Linked DNA regions of Homo sapiens: region 2 is linked to region 1. The links are chromatin contacts, found by Hi-C or POLR2A ChIA-PET in ENCODE. All regions are on one chromosome and are shown on one strand. Each heading gives the region's core, a stretch centred on a gene start or an enhancer-like site at or near the end of the contact. The rest is flanking DNA. Distances are from core to core; before and after follow the strand shown.

Region 1 (3,796 bases), core at 611-3,110:
AAGATTGCGCCATTGCACTCCAGCCTGGGCATCAAGAGTGAAACTCCGTCTCAAAAAAAAAAAAAAAAAAAGAGAAAAGAATTTCTTTAGAGAGAGTTGGTAGCAGGTTGTGCTGCCCATCCTTGCTGCACACCCTCTGGTGGCAGAAGGAACTGTTGCTTTGTTAATTACAGCCAAGTGAAGAGTTTCTCAGAACCATTCCTCCAACTTGACTTTTGTGTTTGGAGAGACACAGGGACTGGTACCTGACTTGGACTTGAGCATGCCTAAAGGTGAGGGGAAATCAGAAGCTGTCCGTGGTCACTGAGTATGGACAGAGGGTCTCTGCTGATAGTAGCTTTTCTGCCAGGTTGATCAGGTATAGGTGGACCAGATGTGTAACCGTTTGACAAGGGCTAGATTTGGTTGCTGTCTATGGCCTCATAGGTCATGCATCCTAATGCTTCTTTTTGAAAGAACATTTACCACCAGATACCTAGGGCTAAGGAGGGGTTCCTATGAGTCAGCTGTATGGTAACTTGGAAGAAAAATTCATGGTGAAGGTAACCCGTGAGGAGATTATTTAAAAACCAATGGAGGGCTGACAGCAGTGGCTTATGCCTGTAATTCCAGCACTTTGGGAGGCTAAGACAGGAAGATCGCTTGTGGCCAGGAGTTTGAGGCCAGCCTGGGCAATGTAGCAAGACTCTGCATCTATCAAAAATAAAAATAATTAGCCAGGCATGGTAGTCCCAGCTACTCAGTAAGCTGAGGCAGGAGGATCACTTGAGCTCAGGAGTTCAAGACTGTAGTGAGTGATAGGGCAAGACCTTATCTCTTAAAAAAAGAAAAAGAAAGCAACAACAACAGTGGAAAATGCCTTGGGGAAAACAGCCCCAAAGTGTGATCTCTGCCTCAACCAAGAGACACACATGACAGATTCCAACCATACCAGTAATGCAGATTTTTTTTCTTTATTCTGTCTCTCCTCCCCACTGAGTTAGACAGCAGAGAGTCTTGCAGGAGGGGGAGGAGGAAAAGCAAAGAGAATAAATGGAAGACATCCTCCTTCCTGCCCTTCTCCACTGAAAAGGAGAAGCCCAACTCAAAGCTTCTCCGAAGTCCAACTCAGGCCTGACTTACAGAAAGAAGAAAGAAGCGGGAGGGCACAGTGGCTCATGCCTGTAATCCCAGAATTTTGGGAGGCCAAGGCAGGCAGATCACCTGAGGTCAGCAGTTCAAGACCAGCCTGTCCAACATGGCGAAACCCCGTCTCTACTAAAAATGCAAAAATTAGCTGGGCTTGGTGGCAGGCACCTGTAATCCCAGCTACTTGGGAGGCTGAGGCAGGAAAATCGCTTGAACCCGGGAGGTGGAGGCTGCAGTGAGCCAAGATCGCACCACTGCACTCCAGCCTGTGCGACAGAGCAAGACTCCGTCTCAAAAAAAGAGAAAAAAAAGAGGAAAGAAGCTTTAATCAATTGAGACAATAAAGTCTTTCTTCGGATCGGGCTGGATTTTTTAATAACTGGATAAAGGTGATTAATTTGTTAGTGACCAGGAGAGTCTACAAGGCTCTGGGATCTGCCTGAGATTCCTTCTGGGATCAGGGCAGAACAATGCAACAGGACAGTCTAAAAGAGCAGTTACTGAGAAGAAATGAATCTGCTTCCATTTGCACCCTTCCAAGTCTAGCTCATGCAAAAGCAGTTGTACTCAGATGACTATTTTACTCACCAGCAGCCACAGCTTATGAAAAAGGAAATTGACAAAGGAAGAGGGTGAAGGGGCATAGGCAAGAAGAAAAGTCTTGAACTAGTGAGCACTGAAATCAAAACCGCAGGCTTATGGTTAGAGAAATTTCCCCCATTTCATGTATGAGGAAGCGAATACTTCCAGAATGTGAGTGACGTGTCTTAGATCACACAGCTTAGAGTGCAGCAGAGGCTAAAAAGGGACAAAGGTTGTCTGGTTCCAAATCCCAAATAGAAGATGGACTCGATCCAGAGGTGACTCATGGTGGGGAAGGCAGGGGTCCAGGATCCAGGAAAACACCATGAACTGATAGAGCAGTTCTGCAGGATGAAGTAGCTTTTTCTATCTGTGTGAAGCCAACAATATGAATGAGTGGAGAAAAGAGCGCATAGCTTTCATTCTTCCAGAGTCTGAGTTTTGCAGGGGATTGACTGGGATTGAGAATACATTTGCAAGATATTTTGTTTTTCTTCCCAGGCTTTTGGTTTTTAAGAAAACAGTCTGGCCAGGCACAGTAGCTCACGCCTATAATCCCAGCACTTTGGGAGGCCAAAGCGGATGGATCACAAGGTCAAGAGTTCGAAACCAGCCTGGCCAACATGGTGAAAACCCGTCTCTACTAAGAATACAAAAATTAGGCTGGGCGTGGTGGCTCACCCCTGTAATCCCAGCACTTTGGGAGGCTGAGGTGGGTGGATCACCTGAGGTCGGGAGTTTGAGACCAACCTGAGCAACATGGAGAAACCTCATCTCTACTAAAAATACAAAATTAGCCAGGTATGGTGGCGCATGCCTGTAATCCCAGCTACTCGGGAGGCTGAGGTGGGAGAATCGCTTGAACTCGGGAGGTAGAGGTTGCAGTGAGCCCAGATCGTGCCATTGCACTCCCGCCTGGGTGACAGAGACTCCGTCTCAAAAAAAAAAAAAAAAAATTCTGGAGCCTGGGAAGTCCAAGATCAAGGCACTGGCATATTCAGTATCTGGTGAGGGGCTGCTTCCTTGTTCGTGGATGGCCGTCTTCTGGCTATAACCTCACATGGCAGAAGAGGTGAAGGAGTTTTCTGAGGTCCCTTTTATTTAATTAATTAATTAATTAATTAATTTTTTTGAGATGGAGTCTCGCTCTGTCACCCAGGCTGGAGTGCAATGGTATGATCTCAGCTCACTGCAACCTCTGCTTCCTGGGTTCAAGAAATTCTCCTGCCTCAGCCTCCCAAGTAACTGGGACTACAGGTGCACCCCACCATGCCTGGCTAATTTTTGTATTTTTAGTAGAGATGGGGTTTCACATGTTGGCCAGGGTGGTCTCAAACTGCTGACCTCAGGTGACCCGCCTGCTTCGGCTTCCCAAAGTGCTGGGATTACAGGCGTGAGCCACCGCACCCAGCCTGGTGTCTCTTTTAAAAGAACACTAACCCCATTCATGAAGACTTCACCCTCATGAACATAATCACCTCCCCAAAGCCCAACCTCCTAGTCTCCTCCCCTTGAGGATTAGGCTTCAAGGCATACATTTTGCGGGGACACAAACTTTCAGTCTATAGCAGCTGGTTTAATTGTTGAATACACTTCCATGGTTTAAAAATAGAAAAACATGGCCGGGCGCGGTGGCTCACACCTGTAATCCCAGCACTTTGGGAGGCCGAGGCAGGCGGATCACGTGGTCAGGAGATCGCGACCATCCTGGCTAACATGGTAAAACCGTGTCTCTACTAAAAATACAAAAAATTAGCCGGGTGTAGCGGCGGGCGCCTGTAGTCCCAGCTACTCGGGAGGCTGAGGCAGGAGAATGGCGTGAACCCCGAGGGGCGGAGCTTGCAGTGAGCCGAGATCGCGCCACTGCACTCCAGCCTGGGCGACAGCGCGAGACTCCGTCTCAAAAAAAAAATAGAAAAACATACAGGTGTCTAGTGATAAGCTCCTCCCAGCTCCTGTTCCTGTTGTTATGTTGTCAAACCCCAAAATATAACCACTGTTATTGATTCCCTGTGCATTTTTCTAGAATTTTTTTTTCTTTTCTTTTCTTTCTTTTTTTTTGACATGGAATCTCACTCTTTCTCCC
Region 2 (3,796 bases), core at 560-3,059, 98 kb before region 1:
AGCTAGCTGTAGATTTGCCCCAAGGGAAGTGTATTGTGACGGTTAGATCTTTGAGTAACTCGAAAACATCAGACCTTGGGATCCATTCAGCCTGAGATTGAGTCTCATTTCTTCCTTTATCTAGTGATGAGAACTTGGACAAATAATCCCTCTAAGCCTCACTTTCCTCATTTAGACTGGATAATAATAGGATTGCTGGGGAGGTCCACTGATGAGAACACATTTTGCACAGTGTCTGCATATAGTGACGCCTCAGAAAATTATCATTGTTATCTCCTTTGCATGGGGAAATGTATTATTTTTATGTGGAAGAAAATGGGTATTTTTCCTTTGTATTGAGAGCTGATGGAACCAGATTTATGTCTTTTTAGACAGGGGCAAGTGTCCGAGTGGTGAATCAGCTACTTACAGAGATGGATGGTCTGGAAGCACGCCAGCAGGTTTTTATTATGGCAGCCACTAACAGGCCAGGTAAGAAATAAAAATATTGTAACACAGATGAATCTAAAAACTTACAGCATTTCCGTAGAAGAGATTCAGATAATTAAAAATAAAAGTAAAAACTAGTAGCATTTATAAACAATATAATTCACATGCATCCTAGGAAAGGAAGATTAAATTTGGGCAATCCATTTTTGGTTCTGTGAAAGGAAACTTCATAGTTGAAATAAAGGCTTAGAAAGCTTTTGCATAAGCTATAGTAAAAAGTATAGTATTACTGCTTGGATCCCATGAGATTGCTTTTCTGTGTCGGTGCTTAGAAAGCTCTTTTTGGCTGAGAACAGTTGCAGCATACACTTTTTTTTTTTTTTTTTTTTGAGACAGAATCTCGCTCTGTCACCCAGGCTGGCATGCAGTGGCATGACCTTGGCTCACTGCAACCTCTGCCTCCTGAGTTCAAGTGATTCTCCTGCCTCAGCCTCCTGAGTAGCTGGGATTACAGGTGCTGCCACCATGCCCGGCTATTTTTTGTATTTTTAGTAGAGATGGGGTTTCGCCATGTTGGCCAGGCTGGTCTTGAACTCCTGACCTCAGGTGATCTGCCCACCTCGGCCTCCCAAAGTGCTAGGATTACAGACGTGAGCCACTGCACCCGACCAGCATACACTTTTGACCACAAAAGTATTTTCAGAATTTGTGTTTTGTGGTTTCTCTCTAGCTTATAGGAAACAAAAACGAGACTCTTCACTCTAGTAGAAGTTAAAGATAGATTTTTAGGATTTTATGCTGGAGCCATGCCCCTATATCTGCCCTGAATAATTACTGAAAATTGTTTTCAAGGTTAAGCATTCTTTGAGGGATTCAGAAAAGGGCTCAAGACTACAGAAGTGCAGAAGATGGCTCGGAGTTACAACTCTAATCACATGCTTGATCTTTCTGGTGATCAGTCCCCTGCCCGAAGCTATCTGTGGGGCCACTATGCGTCACCACATTAGCTCAACAAAGATATTCCTGGCACTCAGGAAATTGCAAGGATTTTTGAAGATCTATGCCAGGAAAGGTGGGCAAAGACCAGTTATATTCTGTATTATACCATAGTAACCTTGGGACTATATTACTTTATCTTGCTGACCATCATTTTGGCACTTTTTAAATGAAGATGATAATACTTAATTGGCAGGATTGCCACAAAAGTTAAATGATGTTGGTAATGTATCTGCCACAGTGGTGTTAAACAGCACGTAGCTATTTAGTAATTGTTATCATGTTCATAAGCAGTTTGGTAATAGTAGTGGGAACAGTCATTAGGTCATAAAATCACAGAGTCATCCTAGAAGAAAGTCCCTCAGAGTTGAACAGAATCACATCGTCCCTTTCATAAGCAGATACAGATCTTTTCTCACATATTTCAAGAAGATGCTTGTCTTAGTCTGTTTTGTTTTGCTGTAACAGAATACCTGAAACTGGGTAATTTGTGTTAAAAAGAAAAGAGATTCAGTTCTTCTAGTTCAGGAAGCTGGGAAGGTCAAGGCTGAGTGGCCTGCATCTGTCAAGGGCCTTCTTGCTGCATCACCCCAAGGCGAAAGGGTAGAAGAGCACAAGAGCATGCATGAGAGAGCAAAAGGAAAGTGGCCTGGACAGGAAGAAACCATGGTCCCATGAGTAAAGGTGGACAAATAAAGTTTAATTAATTTTACCCTATCTTTGGACATTTATCTCAACTGCCTGAGCTAAACAACTGTTTTCTTCAGCCTACCAAAAAGCATTTTGTATAGCAAAAGATTAGTTTCACTGGAGGAAGTCTGGAGAAGAAAGAAGCAGAGAGAGGGGGGATCCTGGGGAGTAGGAAATGAGGGCCCTGTTTCTCTCAAAAAAGCCTCATTGAAGAAATACATTGATCCAGTTTTTTCCAGTATATGATCATCCTTTTTAAAGTGAGGAGCATAAATTAGTAAGGATGGGCTTAATATCTGTTAGTGGTGAGACAGAAAATGCTAAAATTATTATCTGTTTAATTGTTTGTACTATCTGGTTTTGATGTATGACTTGTCATATGTGCAGTATATTAATAACATCATACAGAAACATAGTTAACAAATGAGTAGACATTAAAAAAGAAAGAAAGTGGCCAAGCTGGGCATGGTGGCTTATGCCTGTAATCCTAGCACTTTACGAGGTTGAGACAGGAGGATCGCTTGAGCTTGGGAGTTTAAGACCAGCCTGGGCAACATAGTGAGACCTTGTCTCTATTATTTAAAAAATAGTGAGAGTGGCGAAACATATCCTTTTATCAAGAGTCCACTCCTGTAATAACTTACCCACTCTCTTGAAACCAGCATCATTCATGAGGGCAGAGCCCTCATGACCTAATCACCTTTTAAAGGTCCCACATCTCAACACTGTTTTATTGGGGATTAAGTTTCCAACACGTGAAATTTGGGGAATACGTTCAAACCACAGCATCAATCTTTCGTTTCCTGTAATAACCTATTCTATCGTTAACAGCCCGCACCATATTTTAAGTTTGTTTATTTTATTTTATTATTTATTTATTTATTTTGAGACAGAGTCTTGGTCTACTGCCCAGGCTGGAGTGCAGTGGTGTGATCTCAGCTCCTTGCAACCTCTGCCTCCTGGGTTCAAAGATTTCTTCTCCCTCAGCCTCCCAAGTAGCTGGGACTACAGGCACGTGCCACTACGCCTAGCTAATTTTTGTATTTTTAGTAGAGACAGGGTTTCACCATGCTGGCCAGCCTGGTCTCGGCTCCTGACCTCAGAGGATCTGCCTTCCTCGGCCTCCCAAAGTGCTGGGATTACAGGCATGAGCCACTGCGCCTGGCCTGTTTATTTTAAAACCTGTGTTAAGAATGGCAGAAATGGCAGATGAATCATAATGTGGTACCGGTGTTTTGTTTTTTCCCTATGTGTGTATATTGTCTTCCCCTAAAACTCTTCCATCCTTTTTTCCCCTGTAACAAATCTGTTGCATTAACGACCTACATTTAAAAATAAATGTTCTGGCCGGGCACGGTGGCTCACACCTGTAATCCCAACACTTTGGGAGGCCGAGGCCGGCGGATCACAAGGTTAGAAGATCGAGACCATCAGCTAACATGGTGAAACCCCGTCTCTACTAAAAATTAAAAAAGATTAGCCGGGCATGGTGGCACACACCTGTAGTCCCAGCTACTTGCGAGGCTGAGGCTGAGGCAGGAGAATCACTTGAACCCGGGAAGCGGAGGTTGCAGTGAGCCGAGATTGCACCACTGCACTCCAGCCTGAGTGACAAAGCGAGACTCTGTCTCAAAAAATAATAATAATAATAAACGTTCTAGATCTTCTTCACTTGTTTTCA

What was found. Hi-C counts contacts between places; a loop is a spot of excess contacts on that map. ChIA-PET counts read pairs that join two places held with the same protein, here RNA polymerase II (POLR2A). Pooled maps may share reads with other maps.
Region 2: a loop to region 1 is called in a map of Calu3, with 2.0 times the contacts of the local background. The contact joins two enhancer-like sites. A Hi-C loop is called at or near these places in 1 of 168 maps with a recorded cell type or tissue (Calu3), 1 of 37 single-sample maps with no recorded cell type and 4 of 50 pooled maps. POLR2A ChIA-PET finds 5 or more read pairs at or near these places in 10 of 52 experiments (AG04450, CD4-positive, alpha-beta T cell, GM10248 and 7 more).

What each region holds. Positions count from the first base shown.
Region 1 is chr1:224,167,200-224,170,995 of GRCh38, reverse strand. No RefSeq gene overlaps it. Among named protein-coding and RNA genes, the nearest start is that of DEGS1, 14 kb to the left of the region's middle. RefSeq lists enhancers at 1-905, 906-1,875. Within about 2 kb of position 1,860, at least 9 of the 41 ENCODE cell types and tissues checked have a DNase peak (open chromatin) inside an H3K27ac peak, as active enhancers do.
Region 2 is chr1:224,264,709-224,268,504 of GRCh38, reverse strand. NVL (nuclear VCP like) reads left to right here. Exons shown (of 23, transcript NM_002533.4): 18 at 372-471. Among named protein-coding and RNA genes, the nearest start is that of MIR320B2, 9.5 kb to the right of the region's middle. Within about 2 kb of position 1,809, at least 2 of the 41 ENCODE cell types and tissues checked have a DNase peak (open chromatin) inside an H3K27ac peak, as active enhancers do.